2 separate regions of the Mus musculus genome follow, and region 2 is linked to region 1. A link is a loop called in an ENCODE intact Hi-C map of the cell type or tissue named here. Cell type or tissue: heart. All regions are shown on one strand.

What was found. Hi-C counts contacts between places; a loop is a spot of excess contacts. Peaks named below come from ENCODE experiments on the same cell type or tissue, not always from the same donor. Only the 100,000 strongest peaks of a DNase experiment are listed, where the experiment ranks them.
Region 2: a loop joins it to region 1, with 2.4 times the contacts of the local background. A loop is called at or near these places in 5 of 42 quality-filtered maps.

What each region holds. Positions count from the first base shown.
Region 1 is chr7:28,863,183-28,871,182 of GRCm38, reverse strand. Lgals7 (lectin, galactose binding, soluble 7) reads right to left here and starts at 6,797. Exons shown (of 4, transcript NM_008496.4): 1 at 6,697-6,797; 2 at 6,264-6,352; 3 at 5,448-5,649; 4 at 4,899-5,103. The coding sequence starts at 6,702. The coding sequence ends at 4,990. It overlaps Gm10648 (a long non-coding RNA gene), which reads left to right. Exons shown (of 3, transcript XR_881920.1): 2 at 330-407; 3 at 492-638. In heart, CTCF peaks have their summits at 1,628 (motif pointing right), 3,235, 3,441 and 5,088; DNase peaks (open chromatin) are centred at 3,532 and 5,042; H3K4me3 peaks cover 1,506 bases; H3K27ac peaks cover 2,644 bases.
Region 2 is chr7:29,036,707-29,044,706 of GRCm38, reverse strand. It overlaps Ryr1 (ryanodine receptor 1, skeletal muscle), which reads left to right. Exons shown (of 106, transcript NM_009109.2): 84 at 778-858; 85 at 3,814-3,902; 86 at 3,998-4,126; 87 at 4,215-4,319; 88 at 6,279-6,360. Among named protein-coding and RNA genes, the nearest start is that of Gm38979, 11 kb to the right of the region's middle. In heart, CTCF peaks have their summits at 3,309 (motif pointing right), 4,920 (motif pointing right) and 7,266 (motif pointing left); DNase peaks (open chromatin) are centred at 156, 826, 1,176, 4,906 and 1 weaker place; H3K4me3 peaks cover 1,385 bases; H3K27ac peaks cover 1,163 bases; H3K27me3 peaks cover 1,594 bases.

The DNA.
Region 1 (8,000 bases):
GCTTGAGTACATAAGCGCAAGGCACGATGGGTGAGGCAAGCGTTTAAAGCACTGTGGGCGATGCCACAATGTTGCAACGCTGGTGAAGCAAGATACCAGCCACTAGATAACGCGACAGAATGAGCGTGGCTCAGTGCCAATAAAACTTTATTTGTGAACACCAAAGTGTGAAGTCATATAATTTTCAGTATCACATAATGGAAGTTGTCTTTGATTTTTTTTTCTCTCTCTAGCTATTTAAGCTTGGAAAACTCATTCTTAGCATGTGAGCCATAGGAAGTGGGGCAAACTGGGCCTCCATCCTCAGTGCACCACTCTCTCTTTTATAGGATTGTAAGCTCCACTGGCATGAGCAGTCCTGAGCCACCACGCAGAGTCACTCCCAAATTCCTAACCTCAGGTATCAAGTAAGATAATCAGTGGTAAGTTCTCGGGGGGGGGGGGGGGCTTGTTGTTATGCAGTAATAGATAACCGATATATCCTTAAACAGGATGAAAAAGCCAGGTCAAATATACGTTGTCTACAACTTTCTGCTAGATGTGGTGTATACCCACGATCCCAGTGCTCGAAAGGCTGAGGCAGGAGGATTGGAGAGGATCACTGTGAGCTTGAGACCAGCCTGGTTCACACGCATGCATACAGGTAGAACACTCACGCGTATAAAATAAAAATAATAAATCTATTTTAGAAAAAAAACAAAAAACACCAACCTGAAAGGGGCGTGGTGGTGGTGGTGGTGGTGGTGGTGGTGGTGCACATCTTTAATCCTCAGGAGGCAGAGGCAGGAGGAGCTCTGTGAGTTCAAGGCCAGTGTGGTATACAGAACAAGTTCTAGGGTAGCAAGAGCCACATATAGAAACCCTGTTTTGGGAAAAACAACAACAAAAACAAACAAAACCCCCCAAACTGAAAGGGCTAACCATAGGACTGGGGAGTGTGGCTCAGTGGGCAGAGTCCCAGCATCCACTTAGTGACTTGAAGTTGTCTATAACTTCAGTTCCAGGAAATCTGATGATCTCTCTGATCTCTGAGGGTTCCGGGCATGGGTGTGATACCCAGACACAGGTGCAGGAATACTCATTCACATTAAATAACTAAAAAAAAAAAAAAAAGTTGTTCTTTTTTTTTTTTTTTTTTTTTTTTTTTCAAGACAAGGTTTCCCTGTGTAGCCCTAGCTGTCCTGGAACTCACTTTGTAGACCAGGCTGTCCTCGAACTCAGAAATCCGCCTGCCTCTGCCTCCCAAGTGCTGGGATTAAAGGCGAGTGCCACCACGCCCAGCAAAAAAAAGATTTTAAATACTATTTGTTTTCTTCTAAGAACACTCATAACTGGGGACTAATACACAGTAGGGACTCAGGGATGTCACTATGACTGGTGTGATTCCTGGAGCTAAAAGCAGCTCGGAGACCACACTGCCACTTACCTGGAGGCCTGGGGGAAGTTAGCTAATGTGAATACATCTCAAAGTCTGCAGAGGGAAGACCCCCTCTGTGAAAACTTGGAGCACAGCGTGTGTTTTGAAAATTTCCCCCTTTTTTCTATTTCCTTTTTTCTTTCTTTCTTTTTTTTAAAAGATTTATTTATTTATTATATGTAAGTACACTGTAGCTGTCTTCAGACACTCCACAAGAGGGCATCAGATCTCATTATGGATGGTTGTGAGCCACCATGTGGCTGCTGAGATTTGAACTCAGGACCTTCAGAAGAGCAGTCGGTGCTCTTAACCGCTGAGTCATCTCTCCAGCCCCCTCCTTTTTTTCTTTTTAATAGCATCCCATTACATAGCCTAGAACTCACAAGGATCCACCTACCTCTGCCTCCCAATTGCTGGGATTGAAAGCATGGACCACCATGCCCTGCCCATTTTTGTTTTTTAACACATGCATGTGTGTAGATGTTTGCATATACATTCATGTGCCAGAGGCCAGAAAAAGGAGATGGATCCCTGGGGCCGATGTTTTGAGCTCATATTATTGACATGGGTACTGAAAAATGAACGTAGGTCTTCTGCAAGAGCAGGTATGTACTCTCAGGCACTGAGCCATCTCTCCAGCTCCTGAGAGTGTTTAGAAACATCAGTGGTTTACTGCTATCTACTGCAGCAAGGTGCACAGACCCCATTCCCCACTGTGCCAAGACCGCTGCTTAGTTAGCATTCTATTTTGAATATTTCTCAAAGGGACATCGTTTTTTGTTTGATTTGATTACTCATTTAGTTTTCTATTTTGATTTATTTCTGCCTATCGAGGCAAGGTTTCTCTGAGTAGCCCTGGCTATCCTGAAACTCGATCTGTAGACGAGGCTGGCTTTGAACTCAGAGATCTGAGTTCAGAATATATATTCTGGGCCAGACAGACGCTACAGTGAGTCCTGCCTCCAAAACAATAAATAAGTAATAATTCACTCATTTAATAATTCACTCATTAAGGGACATGGAAGATGGTTAGTATTTAAGGTGCCTGCGTGATGAAGATGATCAAAATACCGTCTTCTGGAACCTACATAAAAGCCGGGTGCGTTTGGCAGGGCTCCTATAGAAGGCAGATGATCATAGGCTCCTCAGAGCAAGCTGACTAGCCACCCTCCCAGCAGGAAAGAACAAGGAGCTGGAAGACTATCTGAGACTTATTCATTAATAAGCTGAAAAGTGGTAAAGGAATTTTTTTTTCTTTTCTGAGAAAGCACCGGCCATCCTGGAACTCACTCACTCTGTAGACCAGGCTGGCGTCTGCCTGCATCAGCCTCTCAGGTGCTGAGATTAAAGGCGTGTGCCACAAAAACACACCATACACAATAACAAACAAAATAAATTAAATTTACTTTAAAAAGAAAAAGAGGGCTGGAGAGATGGCTCAGCAGTTAAGTGCACTGACTGCTCTTTTTGAAGATCCTGAGTTCAAATCCCAGCAACGACATGGTGGCTCACAACCATCCGTAATGAGATTTGACGCCCTCTTCTGGTGTGTCTAAACATAGCTACAATGTACTTAGATATAATCTTTTTTTTTTTTTTTTTTTTTTTTTTTTTTTTTTTTTTTTTTTTTTTTTTTTGGTTTTTTCGAGACAGGGTTTCTCTGTATAGCTCTGGCTGTCCTGGAACTCACTTTGTAGACCAGGCTGGCCTCGAGCTCAGAAATCCACCTGACTCTGCCTCCCAAGTGCTGGGATTAAAGGCGTGCGCCACCACTGCCTGGCAGATATAATAAATCTTAAAAAAAAAAAAAAAAAAAAAAAAAAAGAATTAACTCGGAACATTGCTTCGGTGTTGCCAGAATTCTTTTCTACCACTAGGGGGCGCCCGTCCATAGCGCGGCTTTTGGGTATTCAGGGTGCGGGCAAGGTGAAGGGTCTCCAGCGGAAGGCCCCAAGGGCAGAAAACCTTGGGTAGAAGAAGAACAGGACCCTGAGGATCTGGCCTCCAGGGTCCCACTGAGGCCTCAGAGATTCTAGGGAGTTTCCTGCGCCCGCGTTGATCCAGGTGATAAGATGGACAGTGGCCACCAGGGGGAACTGTCGTTTGTGCTCTAGGCCTGGGCACAGATCTGTGGCCTGTCCCTCTTGGGCGTGTCTCTGGAAGAAAGTTCTAGAAAGAAGGCCAACGTGGAGCTCCAACCTGCTGCCTAAAGTGGAGGCCACAGGGAGGGCTTCCTGGTCTCCAGCGAGAGCGGTGTTGGCTCCGGGGCCCCGCATCTGGTGCTTCCCTGTCGGAGCCTGAAAATAAACCGTGGCTGTGCCCGGCCACGGAAATCGCTTATTTATGGCAGGGCCAGGGAAGTTGGTCGGGATCGTCAATTCAGGACCGCACGACCTGTGTCCAAGGGGTGCATGACTGCGATGGGGACCTGCTCGCTACGCCCCGCCCAGCTCAGAGTAACATCTGCTGGAGACATTGCGTCTGCCCTGGGGGTGTGCGAGTGGCGACCTGTTTCCAGGCTGGGAGAGGCTCCATCCTGTGGGAGATGCCCATCCCTGCCTGCCCTGGCACCTCCAGGAAGCCCAGGAAGTCGTAAGTTTGGGATGTCCAGATGAGAGAGATAAAATGGAACCCCCCCTTGTCATTTAATTAACTAATTTATCTAACTACTTATTGAGACAATTCTGTATCCCAGGCTGGCCTGGAACTCCGGGCAATTGTTCTGCTTCAGCCTACCAAGTGCTGAGGTAACTAACGGGCGTGAGCCACCAGGCCCAGCATTTCCCCTTTTTCAAAAGGAGGTATTTTGGTGGCCTTTATAAAGATGACATAGTGTAGTATAACAGTACCCCCAAATGTTAGCAAGCCGCCGGAACACAACGGCTTGCTGTGCAAAAGGCACTTGATGCTTTTTGCGTTAGACCTGAGTTCAGTTCTCAGTACCCACGTCGGACACCTCACAACTCCTTGTAACACCACCCTTTTCATTTATGTACACCTACCAGAGACGGACAGACAGACAGACTGACAGACAGAGAGAGACGTGCGCGCGCACACACACACACATTTTTTTGGGGGGGGGGATTGTTTTTTTTTTCGAGACAGGGTTTCCCCGTATAGCCCTGGCTGTCCTGGAACTCACTTTGTAGACCAGGCTGGCCTCGAACTCAGAAATCCGCCTGCCTCTCACACACACACTTATAAAGTAACTGGTGTGATCGTACTCCCTGTAATTTCTGCCAGTACTTGGGAGGCTGAGACAAGGGAGTGGCCACAATTTAACCGACCTGGGTTACACAGCCTGACTTTTTACCCCCACTCCCACCCCATACCTGATCGCTCCCCAAAGGAAACCCTACTGGGCCCCTGCGCAGCAAGTCCTGAACAGCGTCTCAGACACAGGCTCACTTTGCCCCTGGGTTACTATGTTTTTCTCTGAGTCTCAATTTCTTCAGTCACACATAAAGGACACAGGCACAGTCAGAACTACAGCTACACTTTATTCGCCATCCAAAACCCTCCTCTGCGATCCTACACCCCCACCCCTACCCGCCACGCCCTTGGGTCCTTGCTTAGAAGATCTTCACTGAATGCAGCTGCACGTCTCCGCCCACCTCCACCAAGCGCACGCGCGCGGGCGGCATCCGGTGGTGGAAGTGGAGATATTCGTCATCCCCGACCACAGCCTGCAGGGTGAGAGACCAAGTTAAGACTGGATGCGGGTCCCGGTCTGTGGCCCCGGAAGAGGCTAACTACACCCAAGCCTCCCTCTCCCCAGAAGGAAAATGGGTCTGTTGTCCATTGTAATGGGACACAATGTACTGCTAGGACACCCAGTCCCTGAGCACTTGGCTCTTGATCTCTGTTTTGTCGCTCTTAGAAGCAGACCTGGAGAGGGTCTCTGGAGGCCCGTGTCAGGTCTGGGCCTGGGGTTCCAGTACCCCAAGGGCTTTCCCGCCATCCTCGACAGCTCAGTCCCCAGCATTTGGCTCTAGACCTGGGTCTGGAGTGTTCTCCTTCAAAGACCCACCTTGAAGCCTTCCTCTGTGGCGATGAGGAGCACTTCAAAGGGCTGCCCACGCTCGAAGGGGATGCCGGTGCCTCGCTCCTCACGGCCCCATTTGCCTTGTTCTTTGGTGTTGAAGACAACCTCGGAAGTGTCCAGCCTCGGGTTAAAGTGCAAGGCGGCATCTGCTCCTTGCTCCTCACCGCATAGCAGGTTTACATGGAACCTTCGGGGACAGTAAGCCTCAAAGATCAGCAACCACCATGTGCAAGTTATGTGGTTCCACCGGCACACCCACACCCATAGGGAGTCCCTGTGTTTGTAGCCAGGATCCCCCTCATTTCCAGAGCCTGGAGCTGTCCTAGGTTGTGGGATGGCCTGCTGTGCCTGAGTGGGGTTCAGGGAATCGCACTCCAGATAAGCAGAGTTAATAGCAAGGGACCCCACTATTCCAGGTTATCAATATTCCCACAAAGCCCAAGGTCTCAATTTTAGTAGGTCATGGACTTGATGACCGGGTACCCTGGGCATCCAGGGTAGCTTCAAGATCCAAGAGAGATTTTCATTGTCCTGGAAAACTGGACATGGAGATCGTAGGACTAACCAGGGATTCTTATTATTGTTCTAGAAGCCTACATTTTTAGGGAGACTTGGGCACACCCACCCACAAGTCTTGGGGAACATCAGTGAAAATATCCAAATTAAGCTAGCAATAGGGACTCCAAGACTCCACATGGCAAACAAGGTTCCAGGGACACCATATGTGGGCTCTAAGAACCAGGGTTCAACTGAGCCAGGAGATGCCCCACCCACCCTTTCCCCTGGAACCTGGGATATCACCTGCCAGCCTGGTCAGGGACCATGCCTCGAATTCTCATGACAGTGCCCACGCGGACGCCCTGAGGCAGGGAGGTCTTGTGCTGGGTAGCCTGTAAGAATTGGGTGGGGCAAGAATGAGAACCAGGGAGACAAAGAAACAGACTGGTCAGCCCCAGCTAGGAACTCCAGGGACCAGGCAGAAACCAAGAGGGATGCAGATTAACGGAGAGGCAGAGACAGGCACACAGACCTGACAGAGACAATGCAGTTAGAAGAAAGCAAAGCCAGCTGGGAGACAACCTATCAGGACGTGCTGGTGAAACCCAAGAGATAGCAGCCAGCTCTCCTGATACCCGTTTTTTGCTTTGAAGGGGAGGTTTAAGCTAGTCCCAGCTTCCAGACTTGGCCTTGTCCCAAAGCCCCGTTTCCCCAGCTTGGGCCCCAGTATACTTACAGACATGGCGGGCACAGCAATACAGCAACAATGTGGCCAGTCGCTGTGGGAGGGGACCTTAAGTAAAGGCAAGGTAGTGGTTCAGCTCCTCCCTTTCCATCCAACGCCCACAGCTGGCACAGACCCCTGCCCTAAGGCAAAGCTGTCAAGGCCGGGCGAGTCTCCTCCTGCCCTGCCCCCACACACCAGCTCCCTCTCCCCTTTTCCTAGGCTTAGAGATAGGGACAACCTTTAATACCAAGACTGGGGAGGTTTGCCCTGTGCTCTTCTCACCTCCCCTTTCATACCCCTACCGCCCTGTCAGACACTGGACTCCCCTGGAGATCTAGTGGATCCAGAAAGGCTGCGCAAGCATCAGCCTCCACCCTTTCTGAAAGGAGCCTCTTCCCTGGAGCGCAGGCTGCTCTGCTTTGTCCTGGCCACCTCTGCTTCTGCCGTCAAAGACAGGCATAATAACTCAATGGGGTCCCCAGGAAACCCGCTATTCCTTTTTATCCTATGCTGTGCCCCCACCCTACCCCCCAGGTTACCAAGAGTGTGTTGGCACGTTTGAAGTGGTCAGTAATGGAGTGGCCAGTAACGGAGGGTCAAATAATGAAGTTTCACTAACAGTGGCCAGGCTGCTGAGACCTCTGGGTGTCCAGATGTGTGTCTGAACCTTACCAGGATATGTGGAGTATATCGAGCCACTGTACTGACGTACAGGAAACAGTGCTCATGGGAACAATTTGCCCAAAGATCAAGATCAGCGCTCTGCTCTCTCGCTCTCTCTCTCTCTCTCTCTCTCTCTCCCTCTCTCTTCTCAGTGGTTCCTACTTTTCTTCTTCAGGTCTCTATCAGCTCCTCCTTGGAACTGAGCCCACCTTCCCATCCAATGAGAGTGTGATGGAATATGGGTTGGTGGGTGTCCCGGGCTGCCAGTCACCACCCAGATCAAATGAAACACATTGGGGAAACTTCCAATAGCCTGAGTTTTAGTCTCCCTAGACCAGCACTCTAGAGAAATAGAGAAAGTGTGTGTGTGTGTGTGTGTGTGTGTGTATGTGTGTGTGGGTGTGTGTAGGGGTGACTCATAAAGAATGAAAGAGAAATTTCTGGAAGGCAGGCAAAGGGAGGGTGGGAGCGCTGAGCAGTTACCACTCCTAACAGCCCAGCAGCCTTCCTGAAAGATCTTTCCCATCCCTATCCCCACCACCCTACTCCTGCCCCACCCAGCAGGTGGCAGAGCCGGAGGCCAGATGCATGCTGGGAGTGGAAAGTTGCCTTGGAGATTAGGAACTTGCTACCTCTCCTGCTTCTCTGTC
Region 2 (8,000 bases), 170 kb before region 1:
TTTGAAAAGACAGTCAAGGTCCCCTTTCAGCTGGATATTTTGGGGGCTTCCAGACCCAGATTCCCAGTCCAAGGTGGGATGAGCCCTCCCCCGTTCCCACCCTCTCTGCGCTGTGCGACCCAAACCTAGTCTGGTGGTCCTTGTTGGAGGCAACCACTCTGATTGGTGCCGCGCGTGCCCTCTGCGCCTGCTCTGATTGGCCCATTCCCAATCTAGCCTTACAGCGCACCGTGATTGGTTTCTTTCAGATGTCTATTCTGATTGGACCATGTTGACACACCTCTATTTTTCCCTGGTTGGCTGCTTTTGAAGCTTTGGGGCCAGTTGGTTGGCTTTCAATCCCTGTCTCTTCCCAGCCCAGCCCTCCCCTGCCCAGAGCCTTGTGTGCAAGTGACCCCAACCCCTATAATCCATTAACCCCTGCAGCCTGGAGTCTGGCTCAGGGTTATACCAGCTGCTAAATGTCTGCTGGGTCACTCCTAGATGTCACACAAGTGGTGACATCGGAGAGACACTGATGTGAAAAGACACTTGAGGCCCTAGCTTCGTGAGCCAATGAGGAGGCCAGCTCCTCAGGCCTCCATCTACAGAGCTCACAGGCTGGTGTCTTGGATGCCGGTGGCCCTCACAGTGTCTTTGAAGTGTTGCTTGCTCCTTCCAGCCCACCCCCCCCCCCGTTACGTTGTGCATGCTTGTGCAGTGTGCATGGGTTGTGTGCATGTGTGTGCTGTGTCCTGGCACATCTGACCCCTCCCGGCTCCCCTTCTTCCCACCCAGGAGAGAAAGTCATGGCGGATGACGAGTTCACACAGGACCTGTTCCGCTTCCTGCAGCTGCTCTGCGAGGGGCACAACAATGGTGAGAAGGAGGGTGGGCGGGGTGGGGGCGGAGCTTCCAAAAGTCACCCAAATTACTCCAATCCCTCCTCTTATCGGCAGCAATGACTTCTCTAGCCCTGCAGACCTCATCCAGCCTTCGGCTCTACTATGGGGATCAGGGGCCCAAGGCCATCTTAGTTACATAGGTAGTGTGAAGCCACAGGAGACCCAAATAACAAATAACAATCACAAGTTTCTCTGGCTTCTGAAATTTCTGGAAGCAAACCACTTAGCTTCACTTTCACTTCCTCTGGCCAGTCCAACTAACTCCCCAAAGGCAGTCTGCCAAAATCCAGTTTGGCCAGTTTCCCCAGATAGGCAATTCGTCACACTCGGCTTTCCCACGGGCATTTGGCAGCCCTAAAGCATCTCTAAAGGATGGACGCCAGAGTCCACAGACGTACCAATTGCTCGGCGCTTAAAAGTGAATATATTTGATTTATTCATTTGTTTATCACAGAGAACATTTTCCCAGGAGATGTACGGATCCTCTCGTAGCAGAAGTGAGAAATTTCGCAGGCTCTGCCTTCATTGTGCCAATTTAACAAAATCCAGTGTGACGCAGCCCACTCGTTAAACTCTGTGCGGCTCGAACAGCTTATGCTGAAGGGACAGTTAAGCCGGGCGTGGTGGCAGAGGCCTGCAGTCCCTGTGCTGAGATACTCTGGCAGGACGAGTCCAAGCCGCCTGGCTGCCCAGGGAGCCCAGAAACCAAGAGCAGCCTAAAGCCTAACCAACCTTCCCTGCAAGCTGTTTCCCATGACAAGCGAGTGCCACAAGGTGGTGTTTACAATGTTCACAGTACATAGAAAGCCACAAACCACCCAGAGGGAAAGTGTGTGTGTGTGTGTGTGTCTGTCTGTCTGTCTGTCTGTCTGTCTGCCTGCCTTTGTGTGTGTGTCTGTGAGAGGTTTCTGTGTATCTATGACACTGTGTGATGTGTGTTTGTGTCTGACTGTCTGATTGTGTAATGTGTGTGACTGTGTGATCTGTGTGTGTGTGCCTGTGATGTGTGTATGACTGTGTGATGTGTGTGACTGTGTGATCTGTGTGACTGTAATGTGTGTATGACTGTGTGATGTGTGTGACTGTAATGTGTGTATGACTGTGTGATGTGTGTGACTGTGTGACTGTGATGCGTGTGACTGTGATGCGTGTGACTGTGATGCGTGTGACTGTGATGCGTGTGACTGTGATGCGTGTGACTGTGATGCGTGTGACTGTGATGCGTGTGACTGTGATGCGTGTGACTGTGATCTGTGTGACTGTGTGATCTGTGTGACTGTGATGCGTGTGACTGTGATGCGTGTGACTGTGATGCGTGTGACTGTGATGCGTGTGACTGTGATGTGTGTGACTGTGATGTGTGTGACTGTGATGCGTGTGACTGTGATGTGTGTGACTGTGATGTGTGTGACTGTGATGCGTGTGACTGTGATGCGTGTGACTGTCATGCATCAAGTGTCTTCTGTTGTTACTCTCTGCCTTATAGTCTTGAAACAGGATTTCTCACTGAACAAGAAGTGTCCCCTGCCATATATACACACCTTTACCACTTAGACCTGCTGAACCAAGGATCTGCCAGTCTCTTCAGCTACATACTAAATTCAAGGCTAGCCTGGGCTACATGATAGCCTGTCTCAAAGAGCAAGACAAAGCAAAATAAAACAAAACAAAAGAAGAGAACAAGGACAAAGAAATGGAGGATTTTATCTCTATCTATTAAATATTTGTTCAGGAAAACTTAATTAAAAAGCAATTAGAAGCTGGGAATGGTGACACATGCTTTTAATCCCAGCACTCAGGAGGCAGCAGCAGATGGATCGCTGGATTCAAAGCCAGTTTGGTCTATAGCGCTAATTCCAGGACACTCAAGGCTATACAGAAAAACCCTGTCTTGAAAAAAAACACTAAACTAATTAATTATTTAATATAAATAAAAACAATTGAAGCTGGGTGTGAGGGTAGCACAGTTGTAATTCTGGTAGGTGAGAGTCTGAGGTAAGAGGGTTTAAGGCTAGCCTGAGGCACTCTCCAGACTGTCTCAGAGAAACAGAAAGAGAAGCTGGTTAAACAGCTCAGTGGATAAAGGACTTGATGCCAGGTCTCGTGACCTGAACTCCTTCTCAGGACGCACTTGGTGGATGGAGAGAGCTGACTTCTAGCCTTATTAGCATCCAGCATGTATTAGCCCTCCCCTGCTTCACCTCAGGAATAAACAAATGAAAAAATTTACAGGATTCACTGTAGCCTTGAATGGCCTGGAACTTGCCCAATACACTAGGCTAGCTTCAGACTCACAAAGATCTACCTGACTGTCTTCCTAGTGCTGAAATTAATGACAGGGACTATCATACCCATACCTAAATAAATGAAAAAAAAATTTTTTTTCGTGTGTATGGGTATCGAGTATGTATGGGCCCTGTGTGCATGCAGTTCTCGAGGAGACCAGAAGAGGGCGTCAGATCACCGGGGACTGGAGTTACAGATGGTTGTGAGCCACTATATGGGTGCTGGAAATTGAACCCAGGACCTGTGCAGGAGCAGCCAATGCTCTTAACCACTGAGTCATCTCTCCAGGCCCATAAAGTAATCTTTTAAAATTTACAAAGAAAGAGAGAGAGGAGAGAGAGAGAGAGAGAGAGAGAGAGAGAGAGAGAGAGAGAGAGAATAGGAAAGAGAAGTGGGGGGCTGAATCCCCACTGCATTTGCTGCACGGAGAACCTCCGCAGTGTCTTTAGATAAATGTCAAATATCTAAGTGACCCTCCATCCCTGTGTGGCACACATACTTCATACTTCCAAAGGTAATTTCATGACTTCCGGCACACAGTAGGCATGAAATATGAACCCTGATCCTAACCCTAAATGAGCAGACACCATTGTCTCCCCAGACACAGGCGCTCACTGAATGAATACATGTTTCATTTCCTCAGATTTCCAAAACTACCTACGGACACAGACTGGGAACACGACCACCATCAATATCATTATCTGCACAGTGGACTACCTCCTGCGGCTGCAGGTGAGGAAGGGTGGCCCAGCCCCATGGGACCTGAGCCAGGGGCCCGAGGGACCTCGCATGGCTCCAGCATCCTTCATGCCCTCCCGGACCCACAGGAATCCATCAGTGACTTCTACTGGTATTACTCGGGCAAGGATGTCATCGAGGAACAGGGAAAGAGAAACTTCTCCAAAGCCATGTCGGTAGCTAAACAAGTGTTCAACAGCCTCACCGAGTACATCCAGGTAGGGTCCGCACTCGGGGACCTGCGGAGGCGGAGCTGCCGGCATCCAGCGCTCCTGCTGAGGCTTCAGGCCACCCTTTGTTCCCCAGGGACCCTGCACCGGAAACCAGCAGAGTCTGGCGCACAGTCGCCTCTGGGATGCCGTGGTGGGCTTCCTGCACGTGTTCGCGCACATGATGATGAAGCTGGCTCAGGTTTGAGTTCGTCTGAGAACAGCTCTTTCCCTCCAGCCATCCCCTAGAATCCCCTGATCGGCCCCTGTCCCACTGGTCGGTCCCCTAGTGCTCTGCGCATGCTCCAGACAGGTTCGCTCCCTATGGCCCAAACCCCTTCTGAATTGGTCGTCTGCATGCTTTTTCCTCTTTCCCACTAAACTGCTCATTTCCCACCTATACTTCCACCGGTTTGACTTTGGAGCCCATCCCTCCCGTCCAGAACTCTTCTAGGACAGGTTCATACCATTTTCCTTCTAATGAGGTCATCCCAGATTCTTCCAGCTCTGGGGAATAGGATGGGACTATGTTGCTAGGTTAGGACCTGGGGCTGAAGCGTTCCTTCTTTTACCCTGCCTGCGGCAGAAGACTCCCGTGCCAAGTACCCATGATGTAAGGATCCTGCTCCCAGAATACTTGCCTTGCTCCTCTACAGCTTCGTGAATGCCTCGCGCACACCTCATCCATTTTGTGCTTCTGCTTGGTCGCCTTAGTCAAAGCTTCCATGTACAGTTATGCGAGTTTGTGCTCCGCGGGCAACCACGTGGCGCTAGACACAACCTAACCATTGCAAATATATTGGTGCAGTACAATAACTGTCCGGCAGGTGGCAGACAAGTATTCCATATAATTTCCCACAAAGCAGTGTCTTAAGAAAGCAGAGACCTCCTAATTTGTCCAGAGTGCCATCTGACTATGAAAGGAATTGAACTGAAATTTTTCAGTTTCTCAGTACAGTTGGCCGTGTGATGTTGCTGTAAACTTTAAATATTGGTGGAAACACACTTTCAAGTATTATGATAATTCATCAGCCGTACTCCAGACACACGTGATAAGGGATATTCAATACAAGGAGCTGGAAGTGTGACTCAGTCGTAGAACACCTGCCTAGAATCATTTAGTTAGGGCCTGAGAAAAAATGGTGCTAGGCTTCTCTTCACCACACTAGCAGCTCCAGGCTGTGTGAAACAGGTCTTTCCTAAAAGTTTTAAATAAAAGATCCAAGATTCTCTAACTGCTATCTTGGGTCATGTGCTTGCCAGTGGTCTCAGCCCTAGGGAAGAAAGGTTGGCCAGACCCACTGATGTATTCATTCCTAGAGCCATGAGTTAGCCCCATGAGCTCTGAAAGAATTATAACTCACCCCCTCAACTGTGACATCTAAGACAGGCTCGTGGGAAGGCACAGAGCCCAGGCCCACTTAACCTAGAGATACTTGCTTCCTAGTTTGTTGAGGCCTTGGGTCAGAATACCAAACTTTGAAACCATGGGTTGCATTAGGGTCAGAATGAGCGGCTCACAGTGCAACCAGGTAGCACAGCTCATGTGTAAGTCATGAATGGCATGTGCATGTGACTCAGTATAGTACAGATGCCACCACGGGGGACTTTGACAGAGGTTTCTGTGAGCTCCCACATTGGACACTGCGGTCAGGCATGTACTATGTTCTTAGGCTCCCCCAAATGGCATACCAGAACTTGCACAGCTGTCCACCTCACCTGCAGCCTTTCCTCTTGCACCTCCTCACGGTCCCACCCACCCATCACAGTTAGCTCTGGCATGGCCAACCGCCCCATAGACCAGGCACCAGGCTGGAATGTTATCCTCCTAAGATTTGAGTCTCTGTCCACAGTATCTGTCCCTGTCTGTCTGTCTGTCTGTCTTGCTCCGTCCTGAATGTCTGCTCTCCAAGACTCACGGCTTCCTGATCTGCCAGCCTCATACCCCACACACATTTGCCCCTGGGTGCCAACCCCACCCCACAATCTTGTCTCTCTGCCCTTCCTCTGCTTTCCGAGGAACATGTTTGGACGCGGGTTCCCTCAGAGGTAAGAGAAAGGAGGAAGAGGACTTAGGCCCCACTGGATAGGTGAGGGAGCCGGAAACCAATGGAAGGCATGCTGCAGGGGGCAGCCTCTCACATCTCTGTATGCCCTACAGGACTCCAGCCAGATAGAGCTGCTGAAGGAGCTGCTGGACCTACAGAAGGACATGGTGGTGATGCTGCTGTCCCTCCTGGAAGGTGAGCACTGGAGGCGGGGTAGGGACCGGGGTGGGGTGCAGGCAAACCCAAGAATGGGGCTACCACTGAGCCCCATCTGACATTATGCTAGGGACAACGGTGATGAAGAGGTTGCCATGCAAGAGTCAACAGACATCTTCTGACTATATGAATGCTAATTTATTGATTCCACACAGACGTTGTAATAAGATGAGTTGCCTGAAGACTTTTATCTGTGAACTTAAGATTTATTAAATAAGCCGGCAGTGGTGGCGCACGCCTTTGATCCCAGAACCTGGTAGGCAGAGGCAGGCAGGTTTCTAAATTCAAGGCCAGCCTGGTCTACAGAGTGAGTTCCAGGACAGCCAGGGCTACACAGAGAAACCCTATCTCGAAAAACAAAACAAAATATTTATTAAATAAACCAATATAGTACATGGGTAGTGATTAAATATATCAGTTTTGCTGCATAACAAATAGCCACCAAATTTAGCAACTTAAAACAAAGCCTTTGATTTAAAATAATAATAATAATAATAATAATAATAATAGCCCGACTTACATGGTGAGTCCAGGTCAGCTTGCCCTAATGAAAAAACTCTCTCTCAAAGAAACAAAAACTAGAGCTGGAGCAGGCTGGAGAGTGAGATGGCTCAGTGGTTAAGAGCATTGACTGCTCTTCCAAAGGTCCTGAGTTCAATTCCCAGTATCCACATGGTGTCTCACAACCATCTGTAAGGAGATCTGATGCCTTTTGTGGCATGGAGGCATACAGGGAGATATAGCACTCATATATTCAAAAAAAAGCTAGAGCTGGAGAGATGGCTCAACAATTAAGAGCACTGGCTGCTTTCCCAGAGGATCTGGGTTCAGCTCGCAGCACCCACACGGCAGCCTGTAACTTCAGTTCCAAGATCCAGTGCCCTCTTCTGGCCTCTGAGAGCACTGCACATATGTAGCCTACAAACATATGTAAAAGCAAGCACCATACACATAAGATGATGATGGCGACGATGATGATGATGACAACGACGGGTACAATGGCACACAACTGTCATCTCAGTGCACAGAATGCTGAGAGGGGAGACTTAAGAAATCAGAACCATTCTAATCTACGTAGAGTTTGAGACCAGCCTGGACTACATGCTATATGCTACAAAACAAAACTGTATTTTAGCTGAGAAACATTTCTTGCATCTCTCCCTCCCTCCCCCCTCTTTCCCTCCCTCTCCTCTCCTCTCCTCTCCTCTCCTCTCCTCTCCTCTCCTCTCCTCTCCTCTCCTCTCCTCTCCTCTCCTCTCCTCTTCTCCTCTCCTCTCCTCCCCTCCCCCCTTCCCCTCCCCTCCCTTCTCCCCTCCCTTCCTCTCCCCTCCCTTCCCCCCTCCCCTCCCCTCCCTTTCCCTCTCCTCCCCTCCCCTCCCCTCCTCTCCTCTCCTCTCCTTTCCTTTCCCTCTCTTCCCATCACTGGGAACTATGCTCAGCCTCCTCATTCTTTTAAGTGGGTGCATAGTACTCCATCGAGAAGTGTAAGGTAAATTCATTTAATTAAATCTCCACTGACGGGCATTCAGGTAGTTTCTCTTATGCACGGGGCTGGGGATGGAACCCTAGAACCCAGGCCGTATACATGCTGGGTGCATACGCAAGTGTTCTTACTTTTA